Regions from separate parts of the Homo sapiens genome. Here region 1 is linked to region 2. The links are chromatin contacts, found by Hi-C in ENCODE. All regions are on one chromosome and are shown on one strand. Each heading gives the region's core, a stretch centred on a gene start or an enhancer-like site at or near the end of the contact. The rest is flanking DNA. Distances are from core to core; before and after follow the strand shown.

Region 1 (7,624 bases), core at 2,125-4,624, 4.3 Mb after region 2:
CTCTACTGAAAAAATACAAAAATTAGCCAGGCGTGGTGGCAGGCGCTTGTAATCCCAGCTTCTCAGGAGGCTGAGGCAGAGGAATTGCTTCCACCCAGGAGGCAGAGGTTGCAGTGAGCCAAGATCACACCATTGCACTGCAGCCTGGGCAATGGAGGAAAAAAAAAAAAGGAAACTGTCAGTGTTCTAGATAGACCAGTTTTCCTCAAGTTCAGGTAGTTAGGAAGAAAGAGTGCAGTTTGCAATTGTGAAAAATCTGATAATGGATTTTTTTTTCTTTTTTGTGCATGAAGGGATTCTGTAGTACGTCTGGTTTAAAGGCTGATTTAATAGTTTTAGGAACTTTGGATCAGAACAGCCATACGACTCCTCAGAGAAAAAATGGGTTTCAGTCTGGTTCTTTAAATTTCTTGTTTATATAACCAAGCCGTGCTTGTTCCTATGAGGGAGAACAATTGTGCTTTAAAAAAGGAAAATCTGGGCCAGGTACAGTGGGGCGTGCCTGTAGTCCCAGGTATTTGGGAAGTTGCAGTGGGAGGATGGCTTGACGCCAGGAGTTCTAGACTAGCCTAGGCAATACAGCGCGACCCTCATCTCTTAAAAAAAAATAGTAATAATAGGTAGTTGGGCATGTTGGCGCATACCTGTGCTGTTAGTTACCTGGGAAGCTGAGGCAAGAGGATCACTTGAGCCCAGGAGGTCAAGGCTGTAGTCAACCATAGTCATGCTACTCTACTCCAGCCTGGGTGATAGAGCGAGACCCTCTGTCTAAAAAATAAAATAAATAAAATAAAATAAAATAAAATAAAGTGAGACCTGTGTAAAAAATAAAATGAAATAAAATAAGATAAAATAAAATAATTTATGGAAGTGAAAAACTTAACACTACGTAGACAGAAGAGGATGTCTCTCTGTGCAGCAATCCACCAGCCTTATTTTACCAATCTTCCCACTTAAAATGACTGTTTGAGAATTGCTTTCTCTGTATATCAGATAAAAAATACTTAGGTTTGGCCAGGCACGGTGGTTCATGCCTGTAGTCTCAGCACTTTGGGAGGCTGAGGTGGGCAGATCACGAGGTCAGGAGATCGAGACCATCCTGGACAACAAGGTGAAATCCCGTCTCTACTAAAAATACAAAAATTAGTTGGGTATGGTGTCGTGAGCTTTTAATCCCAGCTACATGGGAGGCTGAGACAGGAAAATTCCTTCAACCAGGGAGTCTGAGGTTACAGTGAGCCAAAATCACACCACCGCATTCCAGCTTGGGCAACAGAGCAAGACTCCATCTCAAAAAAAAAAAAAAAAAGACCCCAAAAAACTTAGGTTTTATTCCAAAAGTGTCCTTATTGAATCATTTGGCATCTATAACCCAGTGCTTGTTTCTCATGGGTATCCCCCATGTTAGCCTGTCAGGAAGGAGGTAATTCAGCAGGTAAACCAGTGGCCAGGATTTGGGTCCACATTTCATCTTCCTTTTCTTAACCTAGTTCTACATTTACTCATCTGAAAAAAAGGGAAGTAATAACAGTACCTGTCCTACACGGTTACTATGAGGAAGACTCCAAAGTTCCTGGACCCGTACTAAAATATACGTATTTTGAAATACAGGCTCACAGGAGATTTCAAAAACAGTACCTGGAGTCTCACAGACCCTTCAGCCAGCTTCTCTTTGGTGACGTCTTCATATCCATGGGACAATATCAGAACCAAGTCATTGATGTTGGTATATCCCTATTAAAGAGAACACATACCTCATTCAGCTTGTTTTTTTTTTTTTTTTTTGAGACATGGTCTCACTCTGTTGCCCAGTCTGGAGTACAGTGGTGCGAGCTCGGCTCACCCCAGCCTTGAACTCCTGGGTGCAAGTGATCCTCCCACCTCAGCCTCCCAAGTAGCTGGAACTACAGGCATGCACCACCATACCCAGCTAATTTTTGTATGTTTTGTAGAGGTAGAGTCTTGTTATGTTGCTTAGGTCTTGATCTCCTGGTGCCTCAAGTGATCCTCCCACCTCGGCCTCCCAAAGTGCTGGGATTGTATACAGGCATGAGCCATCGTGCCTGGCTTGTTCAGCCTTTTACTAGTTTTCAAAAGGTGCTCATTTGTGTTTGCGAGTGTGTGTGTAGAGTTCTGTGCAGTTTTACCCAGTGTGTGGATTTGGCAGCTACCACCCTCCAAACCATGGTACAGGATGAATTCCCTCACCGCAGACCCCTCTGTCTTCCTCAACACATTTTTTTTTGTAACTTTCACATGATATACCATCTGAAAATATTTTATATTCTTAAGAGCTAGGAGATCTTCATAATTAATGATGCATGGTTCTGAAATCTAAAGCGCTTGTACTGGTAGTTTTTAATTCTGTCCTTGGTTTTTAGAAATAAGGCTTGGAGTTGCAAGGAAAATCGAGCCCTTAGAGAAAGGATTTCTCAGCAAAAAAAATGTATTTCTGCACAGAAGGGTGCCTCCTGTGTGGCTGGTTGCCCCAAGAGCACCCTGAACAAAGGAGAGTAGAAGTTTTTATTCCTAAGGCAACTCCTGCCCCTGTGTCCTTTCCCCATTGGCTGGGGTCAGACTGCACAATCTAAAATAGACCCGACTGGCTAAACATTTCAACGTTCTTTAATGATAAGGTGGACACATGATTGGAGAGAGGAGAGAGGAGGGAGGGGTCGTCTGTGGCGAACTAGAAAGCCAGTCTTTTCCCAAATAAAGGAAGGAGGGTGAGCTGGTGCTGATAATGCCACTGGTGCTGTGGCATGCCTGGGCATGTAGTAAAGTCAGAAAGAAGAAAAGGAGAAGAAAGAGATGCAGGGGTGGATACTGGGAATTAAAGAATAAAAGGTTGAGCAGGCTGTTTGAAGAGAAACCTTGCCATATCTCATATTGGTTCTCCTAAATTGGCCAGAATTTTCCTTTGCTCTCCTCGTTGCTGGGTCTTATTAATGCCTTAAGATAGTTCATTCAGGCTGTTGTAGCAAAATACCACCGACTGGGTGGCTTTTTTTTTTTTTTTTTGAGACAGAGTCTTGCTCTGTCACCCAGGCTGGAGTGTAGTCGTGCAATCTAGGCTCACTGCAAACTCCGCCTCCTGGGTTCACACTATTCTCCTGCCTCAGCCTCCAGAGTAGCAAACCACAGACATTTATTATTGTTCACAATTCTGGAGGCTGGAGGTCCAAGATGAAGGCATGGCAGATTTGGTGTCTGGTGGGGACCTGCTTCCTGGTTCATAGATGGTGCCTTCTCGCTGTGTCCTCACATGGTGGAAGGGGTGAGGGAGCCCTCTGGGGTCCCTTTATAAGGGCAGTGATCCCATTCATGAGGCTCCAACCTCACGACCTCATCACCTCCCTAGGGCCTCACCTCCTGACACCATTACCTTGCAGGTGAGGATTTCAACACAGGAATTTTAGGGGGACACAGACATTGAGTCCACGGCATCCCCACACAGCATGCTGCCGGGACGAATGGCATCTGAACTGGTGAGATTCTACTGTGTGCATAAATCAGCAGCCTTGTGGGCAGTGTTGACATAGCAATTAGGAGTGTTGTTTGTAGCCTAACAATACACAGAAAGTGGAGCTCAGCCCTTTGATCTTATTTATCTTGTGTGGGTGCTCCGTGTGAGACAGGCTCATGCATGTGTGAATGACAGTTTCCTTTAAGTGCATCATGCAAATGCCAAGAGATGAGATCAAATATTACACGTCAGAGAACATTTCCAAGGATAGAAGTCCTGCCGGTTTCTCCTCTTCATTGTTTATTTCATTTTATTTTTTTAATTTAAGTTAAATTAAAATACATGTTAAATTAAATTTAAGTTAAATTAAGATACATGTGCAGGACTTATTTTAAATAAAAGAGACAGGGTCTCGCTGTGTTGCCCAGGCTAGTCTTGAACCCCTGGGCTCAAGCATTCCGCCTGCCTCCGCTGCTGGCACATAAATGCCAAGAGTGCAGGGACCTCTGTGTGTTGGAGTCGCTTTCATCTCCCACATCCAAAGAACAGACCCGGCACTTAGTGTGTGCCCAAGACCATCCACTGCATGAATAGAGAAATCAACCCTCCTCATATGCCTGGGATTTCCTGAGGTGGGAAACCTTCAATGCTAGCTGGGAAAGTCCCAGGCAGAGACAGGGACAAGCTGGTCACTCTGTGTGTGAATAAATAAATGAATGGATGATGGCATTATCGGCAGTTGTTCTTTATGACACTCACTGATGCCAAGTACTGGACGGGTACAATATGTACATTAGTTTATGGGCAGAAGTTCCACCATGACAATATTAACATTATTTTCTTTTTTCTTTTTTTTTTTTTGAGACGGAGTCTTGCTCTGTCGCCCAGGCTGGAGTACATTGGTGCAATCTTGGCTCACTGCAAGCTCCGCCTCCCGGGTTCACGCTGTTCTCTTGCCTCAGCCTCCCGAGTAGCTGGGACTACAGGCGCCCACCACCATGCCCGGCTAATTTTTTGTATTTTTAGTAGAGACTGGGTTTTACCGTGTTAGCTGGGATGGTGTCGATCTCCTGACCTCATGATCCACCTGCCTTGGCCTACCAAAGTGCTGGGATTACAGGCGTGAGCCACCGCGCCCGGCTGCCTCTTTTTTTTTTTTTTTTTTTAAAGACAAGAGTTTCACTCTGTAGTGAAGGCTAGGGTGTAGTATTACAGCCATAGCTCACTGCAGCCTCCACTTCCCTGGGTCAAGTGATCCTCCCACTTCAGCCTCCCAAGTAGCTGGAACTACAGATGTGCACTGCCACACTCAACTAATTTATTTATTTATTTTTATAGAGTTGGGTATGGCTATGTTGCCCAAGCTGGTCTCGAACTCCTGTGCTCAAGTGATCCTCCCACCTCAGCCACGGAAGTAGCTGGGATTACAGGTGTGTCCACCGTGCTTGTAGTCTTCTTAATGGAAAGAGGGTCTGAGAGAAGGGATGCTATGTGGCAGTAGGTTTCGCCTGCAGCACGCTGCCTCCTCCCTGGGAATGTAGGGCATGCACACTGGATCAGACGACAAAAGCAATGTCATCTGCAGTTCATAGGCACGCTGCAAAGAAGGGAGATGTTAAACTCTCGAAAGCAGCAGACACTCCCCACCAGGAAGAGACATGGTTTGTGAAAATCAAAGGAGGGTGAAGGCATGACAATCGTGAGCCCAGGAGGTTGAGGCTGCAGTGGGCTGAGATCTTGGTACTGCACTGCAGTCTGGGTGACAGAGACCTTGTCTCAAAAAAATAAAAATTCATGGGAAGCCAGGTGTGGAGGCTCATGCCTGTAATCCCAGCACTTTAGGACGCTGAGGTGGGAGGATCTCTTGAGCCCAGGAGCTCAGTATCTGTCTGGGCAATATAGTAATACCCCATCTCAAAAAAAAAATTTTTTTTTTTTTGAGACAGTCTCACTTTGTCACCCAGGCTAGAGTGCAGTGCTGCAATCTCTGCTCACTGCAACCTCTGCCACCTAGGTTCAAGCGATTCTCCTGCCTCAGCCTCCCAAGTAGCTGGGATTACAGGCTCCTGCCACTGTGCCTGGCTAATTTTTGTAGTTTTTATAGAGATGTGGTTTCACCATTTTGGCCAGGCTGGTCTTGAACTCCTGGCCTTGTGATCCACCTGCCTTAACGTCCCAAACTGCTGGGATTATAGGCATGAGCCACCACGTCTGGCCAAAAAAAATTTTTTAAAGTAGCTGAGTGTGGTGGCATGGGCTTGTATGTAGTCCCAACTGCTAGGGAGGCTGAGGCAGGAGGATTACTTGAGCCCAGGAGGTGGAGACTGCAGGAGTCATGATGGTGCCACCGTGCTCCAGCCTGGGCAACAGAGTAAGAGCCTATGTCAAAAATAAAAGGAAGTATCAAGGGAGATGATTACACAGTGCCTGGCACACTGTAGGTCTCCAAAAAATAAACCTTTTCTATCCATCAGTTTCCTCTTCTCTCCAGCATGAAATTGCGTATGTAAAGTTGAAAAGAAAAAAGAGAGAGAGAATCTTTCAAAAAGGTGGTAATGTTGGTGGCATTGTGGTTGTTTAAAACAAACAAACAAACAAACAAAAAACCTTGGGGGAAATACAGAGAAAGCCCCAAGGCAGTCCTTCCAAAAAGCTGAAAGTGCTTTGCTTTGTCTGGAATTGTGACCGAGTTTTCCCTGTTAGAAAAGTCTGTGGTTAGAAGCTTCCTGTTAAGCCAGCTTCCTGGTAAGAAGGTGGAACCGTTGTTTCTTCTGTGTGACGGGTTCCCTCTGCCGTTTCTGTAGGTTGCCTCCCTGTGGTCGTTTACTGTGGTGGGTCCAGACTCAAAACCAGGTTTGGGGCCACCATCATCATATTTGTGTCCCCCACCCCAAGATTCTTATGTCGACACCCTAGTCCCCAAGATGATGATATTAGCAGGTAGGGCTTTTAGGAGGTGATGAGGTCATGAGGGTGGGTCCTCATGAATGGGATCAGTGTCTTTATAAAAGGGACCCCAGGGAGCTCCCTCGCCCCTTCCACTATATGAGGACACAGCAAGATAGCACTGTTAATTAGGAAGCTGGTCTCTGCCAGATGCTGAATCTTCCACACCTTCATCTTGGACTTCCAGCCTCCAGGACTGACAGCAGTAAATGTCTATTGTTTCTAAGCCTTGGTCTACTGTGTTTTGTGATGGCAGCCCAAATGGATTTAGATGGGGCTCTATTCACCCCATGCAGCAGGGTCCATGGAAAGGCAGCTGTGATGAGATGATCCATCATTACCTCTTTCATGCAGACTGAACATCTCTGCTTTTCTGTTCTGTTCTCTTCCACTTTTTCATGCTATATTTTCTCAGCATTATTCCTCTTGTTTCTGGCCTCTTTTGAAGTCTTCTTTTCCAGGGATCTGCATTTCCCCCATCCTCTTGAACAAGAAACTACTGGCCCTGGGTCTCCTTACCTTGCCTCCCACGTGTTGCTCATCTCCTTGGAGATGGAAACTGAAGAAGAGGAAGAAATTTTAACATGAAGAGGAACATAGAACACACAGATCCCGAGAGATGGAGAAAGCCAACCCAGTGGCTCAGGGAGACAGCTGGGAGGGGAAATGGGGAGGACTGCTGAATAGAATATCCAGTCTCCTTTGGGGGCGATAAACATATTTTGGAACTAGATTGAGATGACAGTTGTACAACACTGTGAATATGCTAAATGTCACTAGATGGTCAATTTTAAAATGATTCATTTTATGTTATAGTGAATTTCACCTTGATGGGAAAGAAGATAAAGAGGAAGCTGGTGGCTCGAGCCTGTAATCCCAGGACTGTGCAAGGAAAGAGACAGAGTTTGACGCTACTGGTGGCCAGGTCTTGCAGAGCATGGTGGCAGACTTTTTTTTTTTGTTATCGAGTCTAGCTCTGTCGCCCAGGCTGGAGTGTAGTGGCGTGATCTCAGCTCACTCCAACCTCCACCCCCCAGTTCAAGTGATTCTCCTACCTCAGTCTCCTGAGCAGCAGGGACTACAGATGCCTGCCACCACACCCGGCTAATTTTTGTCTTTTTGGTAGAGACGGGGTTTCACCATTGAGATCATGAGTGGTGGGATTCTTGGTCTTCTTGTTCTGTTTTGGAGATGGAAGCCACAGGAGCCCCT
Region 2 (7,397 bases), core at 4,201-6,700:
AATTCCTTTGGGGTCTTTGTTTTCTTCATCCATTTTTTCATGATCAACCTTGGCCTTTCTTTCAGCTTTGAATTTCAGCTGAAATTTTGTCTTCTTTATCTCCTTTCAATTCACATTTTTCTTCCATAGTTCATAAATTGCATTAATAACATCAAATCACGTATCAAATAGAGGCTGAGAGGGAGTAGCATACTTCCTTTCAGGATCATAAACTTCCTCATGGAATTTGGCCTCTGTCTGTGCACATTTAAGTTGCAGGTTTTTGAGAGCATTGACTCATCTTTAACTACCTTAGGCAATCATTCAATATATCTTGTTGATCTTTCTACCAAACCATCAAGTCTTTCTCTAAAGCCTGTAAGAATCTGAGGATTTTCCATCATCTGAACAAATCTGCTTTGATTTTTTTCTCTTCACCAGTTTCTTTTCTTTTCTTTCTTTTTTTGAAACGGAATCTCACTCTGTTGCCCAGGCTGGAATGCAGTGGCGCAATCTCAGCTCACTGCAACCTCCGCCTCCCAGGTTCAAGCAGTTCTCTGCCTCAGCCCCCCAACTAGCTGGGACTACAGGCATGCACCACCACACCTCATTTTTATATTTTTAGTAGAGACAGGGTTTCACCATGTTGGCCAGGCTGGTCTTGAACTCATGATCCACCTGCCTTGGCCTCCCAAAGACTTGGGATTACAGGCGTGAGCCACCATGCCTGCTCTTTTTCTACTTCTTCAATGCCAGTCAATTTTTTTTTTTTTTTTTTTTGGGCCAGGTCTCATTCTGCTGCCCAAGCTGCAATGCAGTGGCATCATCTTGGCAATTCTGCCTCAGCCTCCCAAGAGGCTGGGATTACAGGCACACATCATTGCACCCAGCTAATTTTTGTATTTTTAGTAGAAGTTGGGGTTTCACCATGTTGGCCAGGCTGGTCTTGAACTTCTGAGCTCAGGTGCTCCACCCACCTTGGCCTCCGAAAGTGCTGGGATTATAGGCATAAGCCACCATGCGCAACTAATTTTAGTATTTTTAGTAGAGATGTAGTTTAGCCATGTTGGCCAGGCTGATCTCAAACTCTAGACCTTAGGTGATCCACCGTCTCGGCTTCTCAAAGTGCTGGGATTACAGGTGTGAGCAAACACACCCAGCCCCAAATCTTGTCCAAGATCAGACTCTTCTTTGTTGTCAATGTCTGCCATGTAAGAACTCCGAATATCTGAAATGCAATCCCTCATTTCTGTTACAGTTCTTTCGGTGGATGAAAATGGCATATTTGTGCATTCTCTGGACATGCTATAACAAGGACACTCCTTGTAACTATTGTTACATATTAACTCAAAAATTCTTTCTCAAAGTGTGGTCTGAGGGTCCTCAGACCCTTACAGGGGAATTTCGAAACTATTTCCAGGCCGGCCGCAGTGGCTCATGCCTGTAATCCCCGCACTTTGGGAGGCTGAGGCGGGTGGATCACGAGCTCAGGAAATCAAGACTATCCTGGCTAACACGGTGAAACCCCATCTCTACTAAAAATACACACACAAAAAATTAGCAGGGCGTGGTGGCAGGCACCTGTAGTTCCAGCTACTCGGGAGGCTGAGGCAGGAGAATGGCATGAACCCGGGAGATGGAGCTTGCAGTGAGCCAACATCGCGCCACGGCACTCCAGCCTGGGTGACAGAGTGAGACCCTGTCTAAAAACAAAAGCAAAAAAAAAGCAAAAACAACAACAACAAAAAACTATTTCCATATAACCATAAATACTGCCTCTTGCATTCTTATTTTTCCACAGGTGTACAGTGGAGTTTTCTGGAGGCTACATGACATGTGATAAGAAAACAGACTGAAAAAGGGAATACATCTATAAAGAGAAAATTGCTATCACTGTTTTTGGTTGGGAAAAACATTTGTATGAGATAAACATGTTATTCTTTTCATAATCAGACATTCTTCTCACAAGTGTTGGTTCTCTACCATTCCTCAAAGGTGATAATTTTTTGAAATATGTTATTGTGGATTCATGATTTTGGATATATCCAATGGGTTTAAGTGCATTGCAATAAAATGGTATTTTGATACTCATCATTAGCCAGTACAAGCCTCTTCAAACTGGATCACAACGTTTTTTGACACACCCTAGTAATGATGTATTTTGCATGTGAGAAATAAGATGCATTTTGAGCGACCAGAGGGTAGAGTATTTTGGGCTGAAATGTGTCCTTCCCCAGATTATAACTCCAAGTACCTCCAACTGTGCCTGCATTTGCAGAGAGGTAATTAAGGTAAAATGAGGTCATATGGGTGAACTCTAATCCAATATGACTAGTGTCCTTACAAGAGAGTCAGACATAGACACAGAGCGAAGATCAGGTGAAGATAGTGATAAGGCTGCCATCACTAAAAGCCAAGTAGAAAGGCCTTGGAATAAATCAAACTTGTCAATACTTTGATCTTGGACTTGGGGCTCTGAAATTGTGAGAAAATGAATTTTCTTTTGGTTAAACCACTCAGTGTGGTATTTTCTTATGGCCTCCATAGCAGCCTAATACACTTAGTTCTATAAAACTTTTTGAGAAGTTTTAGATACGATGTCTTTAAATTTTGGTTCCATAAAGCTTTTTGAGACATTTTAGATAACATGCTTTTACATTTTGGTGTATGAATTAATTCTATACTATTGAAGTGTCTCTGTTTTCTCAAAAACTAGTATAATCTTTTTTTGTAAATTCCTTCTTAGTGATGGGAAGTAAAATTCTTTTTTTTATTTTTCTGCTTCATCTTCTTTTGGAAAAAGATATAAAGACCTTGTACTGTGTCTTGCTTATGCAATTGTAGCTACTTTACGCAATTGTAGCTACTTTATTAAAACCTCGATCTTTGTGAGCTGGTTAGTTACTTTCAAAGCTGAGACACATTAGCAACTGTGAACAACAGGTACATTTTATCAGTAATAAAAGTTTATTTGCTTTGCAGCCAGTTATTTTGTATTCACAATATACTTTTGAAATATTATCTCATCATTGTCCCTATATAAATTTTCCCTCTGTTGTGTTTCTTTGAGAAGGTAAAAAGATGTAAATATAGTTGACTTCATCTGTAGTCATTTATAATCTTTCTTGGACTGTAATAAAGACTTTTCTTATATGACAACTAAAATTAGACCATCCTTTCCTTGTCTCTCACCAAAAGTTAACATTATGAATGAAAAGTAATGTCAAAAGCTGTTTAGTTTATCTGAACTACCTCTGATCTTTCAGATTAGGAAACATCTTTTTTCCTTTATATTCCTTAGCTGTTCTTTCTGAAGTGCTTTATATATTGGTAATTTTTTATAATAATACTAGGATTTTTGATAAGCATGTAAGTATTAACAATAATGTTTACTTTGTTTTTTGTGTTCTGACCATGTTGCTTACAGTTGACATGAGACCCCATTCTTGACATACCATAAGGACATTAAATGAAGGCCTTTGGAAAATATTTGATTTACAGCTGTAATCCCAGTGCTTTGGGAGGCCATGGCTGTTACACTGAACTAGAGAGTTCAAGGCTGAGTGAGCTACGAAGGTGCCACTGCACTCCAGCCTGCGTGGCAGAGCCAGGTACCATCTCTAAAAACTTGAACGTTATCAGTATTTTGAAATTATGTTAATTACATATGAAATTAGGCTAGTTTTTTTTACTGAAAAACATAATGTAAAAATACTTTTCTTTCCTCAAAATACATTGTCTTAACTTGATGAAAATTTCTCAAACAAGATTTTATTTATTTAAATACAAGATCTTGCTCTGTCATAAAGGCTGGAGTGTGGTATCACAATCATAGCCCAAACAAATGGGCTTAAGCCTCCCATAGCTGGGACTACAGGCGTGTTCCACCACACCCAGCACTTTTCAATTTTTTTGTACAGATGGATCGCCCTATTTTCCAGGCTTGTCTCCAACTATCAGTTGAGCACAAGCTGATTTTATCTCAGCCTTCCAAAGTGTTTTGGAATTACAGGGGTGAGCCGCCTCTCATTTATCATTTTTGAAACAAAAGGTAACGACTTGAGAAAACAAGGTCAAACCAATGGTTTGAAAAGAGAATTGCTATCCAGCACTTAACTCATTATATCAACTATGTACCACTGGTTTTCCTTTCGTAAAGCATTTTATGATTTTTAGGTTTCTCAGTTAAGGACAAGATGATTTCTGAGTTTTAAAAATAGGTATGCTAGAAAACTGAAATACCTGGCCTCTACATTTAGAGATTACCGGCTCTGGCCCACAGGCTGCAGTGCAGTGGCTTGATCACAGCTGTCCGCCTGTATCTGCTGGCCTCAAGCGATACTCCAGCCTTGTCCTCCCAAAGCGCTCAGAGGTGAGCGACCGCGATAGGCATGTTTAACTTTTTAGTAGCAACTTTTAAACACAGTTTGGGTACCTAGTTTAATGGGAAATTAGAGTGCATTAAAACGTAAAGTAATGAAAACGCACAATACACGTTTTTGGAGTTCATCAGTACTATCTGTTTAATCAAATGCATTTTCCTCTCAGTCTCTAAAGCCTTTTTAAACTTTAAGAGGATAAATAATTTTGTAAGAAGACAATCCCAAAACCAATTGTTAGTTTACATTTATTAAAGGGTGTGCATAATTCATTGTTCATGAGACAATTACACAAAACTGACATTTCAAGGATGCCAAAAGATGAAACACTGCCATAAAGAACACACACTAGACATTACAAATCTTGGTCAAAATACCTACGTTAACGCAAAAAAAAAAATCAATTGGCTCAGTAATTGATTAGGATAATCCTCCCCTCCTCTTGCCTGTACACTGTGGCAAGTCCATTTACTTTCTTTTTTTTTTTTTTTAAAGCCAACAAAGGAGACAGTGGGGAATGCTATATGTCTGTATCTGCTTTCCTCCTCAACCCTAGGAATAAAGTAAACACGTTTACTGAGGGCGGGGGTCTAAGGGCCTGCAACAATGAGATCTGTCGCCTTGGCTAGGACTGGCGCCGAGAGGCGATAGGTCTCGGGAGAGCCTGGCGCAGGGTGTGGGAGATTAGGAATCCCAGGTCCACCGGAGATGGCAGGGGGTGGCCTGGCCCGGTGCGGGGCCGCTTGCCTGCACGCAACCAACTAAGGCGGTGGTGCGCAAGTAGTGGTGACGGCGGGCGCGCGGAGAAAAGGAACGTTGTGACGGAAACTCCAGCTGCCGGAGACCCCACCGCAGTGAGGTCACTGGACTCCCCGGACTCGGGGCGTGACCGGCGCCGACCCGGGGCGCCGAGAGGCCCACCGGGCGGAGGGGGCCCAACTACCATCCCGCATTTTCCTGGGTCTCTCTCCCGGGCGGTGACGTGACGTGCTGACGGCGGGCCCGTGCCGGGGAGCTGGGCCGCTTTTTGTCAGCTCCGAACTCGGCCCCTCCTCCCTCCCTCCGCCCGCCCTACCAGCCGGAGCCCGGCCCAGTGCTCCAGAGAAAGGCCGTCCTGCAGCACCCGCCGCTGTCGCCGACCGCCCGCACATCCGTCGGGTGAGTCCCGCGTGCCCCCGCGGCCGCGGGGCCTAGTGCGCGCGCAGTAACCTGTTTGTGGCCTGGTCGGCGTCCCGTAGGGCGCCCTCCCGCGCTAGGCCGGCCGGCGTGGCGCTCGGCGCCGAACAGGCCCCGAGGAGGCCGCAGTTAGGCCTAGTGATTATCCAGTTGCCCTGAGCGGCTGCGGAGGTGCGCTCCATAAGCGGGCAGGGTGGGAAAAGTTCGCCCGTTTGTCCGGAAGGCAGTTGATGGACCTGGGGTCGACACCACTGCGGACGCAGGGCACGGCACGGGGGCGAGAAGGCGAAGGCTGCAGGCGTGAGGTGAAGGCCGGAGGCCTGCTGGGCCTATTTTCGCTATGTAAATGTCCGCGAAGGGGAGGAGGGACGGGGGGGCAAGATGGCGGCTGCTAGGCGCCTGCTGCTGGGGAGTATTGAGAGTGTTGTCGGGAGGCGGAGCCGCCATCTTGAAGGCGGTATCTGGAAAAAAAATTCGGTTATGATCCTTGAGGCGGGGATGGGGAAAAGGACGGCGGCGGCGGCGGCAGCGCAGCCTCCGGCGCGACGGCGTGTCTGCGCAACAGGGCGTGCTCGTTCCCTTGGCGGCCCTTGCCTTTGTCGCCATATGCGCGCGTACGTTCCAGACGCCTGCGGCAGCGCCACCTTTCGGCCTTCCCCTCACAGCCCATCCTTGGCTGGGTGCAGTGTCGGCTACGCTTTAGGTGACATGCCGCAGGCGTCCGTTCGGGCGCCGGGGTCATTTCGCCCCTCAGCGCTCCCGGCTCTGTGCCCTTCCGAGAGTCTACAGCCACCCGTTTCAGCAGGTGGCAATTCGGGCATCTAGGCTCACGAGAGCACATAAATTCCAGAAAATTTTATTTTCCCCTAATTAAAGTCATTATGTGGCTGTTCGGGGACCTTCGATGCGCTTATTTTTCAACCATCATTGCCTCTTCGAGGATCTGCAAAATAGAACTGGAATTTATTATGAAAAAGTTATTAGGCACTCGTCCAATAGACAGTACAGTACAAATTATACAGCACGAGGGCAGAGGAATAAAATTTCCCCAAGGCGACTTTTCCCATTTATGTGGAAACACTTTTTTGATGAGCTGTATTTAAACGAGCGAGCTTTTTTTTAGTCCGTGTACTTTTTTTGAGTAAGAGATGGAAAATAGGCAGAAGAGGTATTTTTCTTTTTGAAAGACAATTCATGCATTACTTGTAGGTTCATATACCCATGATGACATTGAGATTTTATTTGAAATTTCTTATACAGTTTCATCTTCAAAATACTTTTGTTAGCATTTTGTACAACTTTGCTGGAAAATTGGAGCACAGTAATGTGAGCGTTGGACAGTGCTAGGTGCTAAGAAAGATTTAAAAGGCTCTTAATGCAGAACGTGACTGCAAAAAGTTTGCTGCGGGCATTTCACAGGAAGGCGAGGTTTCAGTTTGCAAAATTGGGAATCCTGAAGTAGATGGGGTTTAGCTAGGGTGAGGAATGGGAGTAGGAGAGGTCATTACAAGAATGAAATGTCTGTAGAAGATGCAAATATTTACGGTTTTGCTGGAGTGGATAATATAGATAGGAAAGGGATTCAAATTTAGGCTGTAAAAAGTAGATTTTGAAATACATTGGTGGCACACCTCAGTTTATGCTGAGCTCTGGCTGCAGCTGTTACAAAAGTTTAAAGGTTGAGAAGGATTGAGAGCTAGTATAAATTGATAAGTGTTTTCGTTACTGGATGGATGATCAAGAAGGTAGCTGTTTTTTGGCCAGGTGCGGTGACTCACGCCTGTAATCCCACCACTTTGGGAGGCCGAAGTGCGCGGATCACCCGAGGTCAGGAGTTCGAATCCAGCTCGAGACCAGCTGGAG

Evidence for each region. Hi-C counts contacts between places; a loop is a spot of excess contacts on that map. Pooled maps may share reads with other maps.
Region 1: a map with no recorded cell type shows a loop between it and region 2 (8-fold over the local background). The contact joins the enhancer-like site here to the promoter of ZFY in region 2. A Hi-C loop is called at or near these places in 1 of 168 maps with a recorded cell type or tissue (naive thymus-derived CD4-positive, alpha-beta T cell), 1 of 37 single-sample maps with no recorded cell type and 4 of 50 pooled maps.

Annotation. Positions count from the first base shown.
Region 1 is chrY:7,276,969-7,284,592 of GRCh38, forward strand. It overlaps the pseudogene PRKY. Among named protein-coding and RNA genes, the nearest start is that of AMELY, 370 kb to the left of the region's middle. Within about 2 kb of position 3,375, at least 2 of the 41 ENCODE cell types and tissues checked have a DNase peak (open chromatin) inside an H3K27ac peak, as active enhancers do.
Region 2 is chrY:2,929,931-2,937,327 of GRCh38, forward strand. ZFY (zinc finger protein Y-linked) reads left to right here and starts at 5,451. Exons shown (of 8, transcript NM_003411.4): 1 at 5,451-5,839. It also overlaps the pseudogene NAP1L1P2.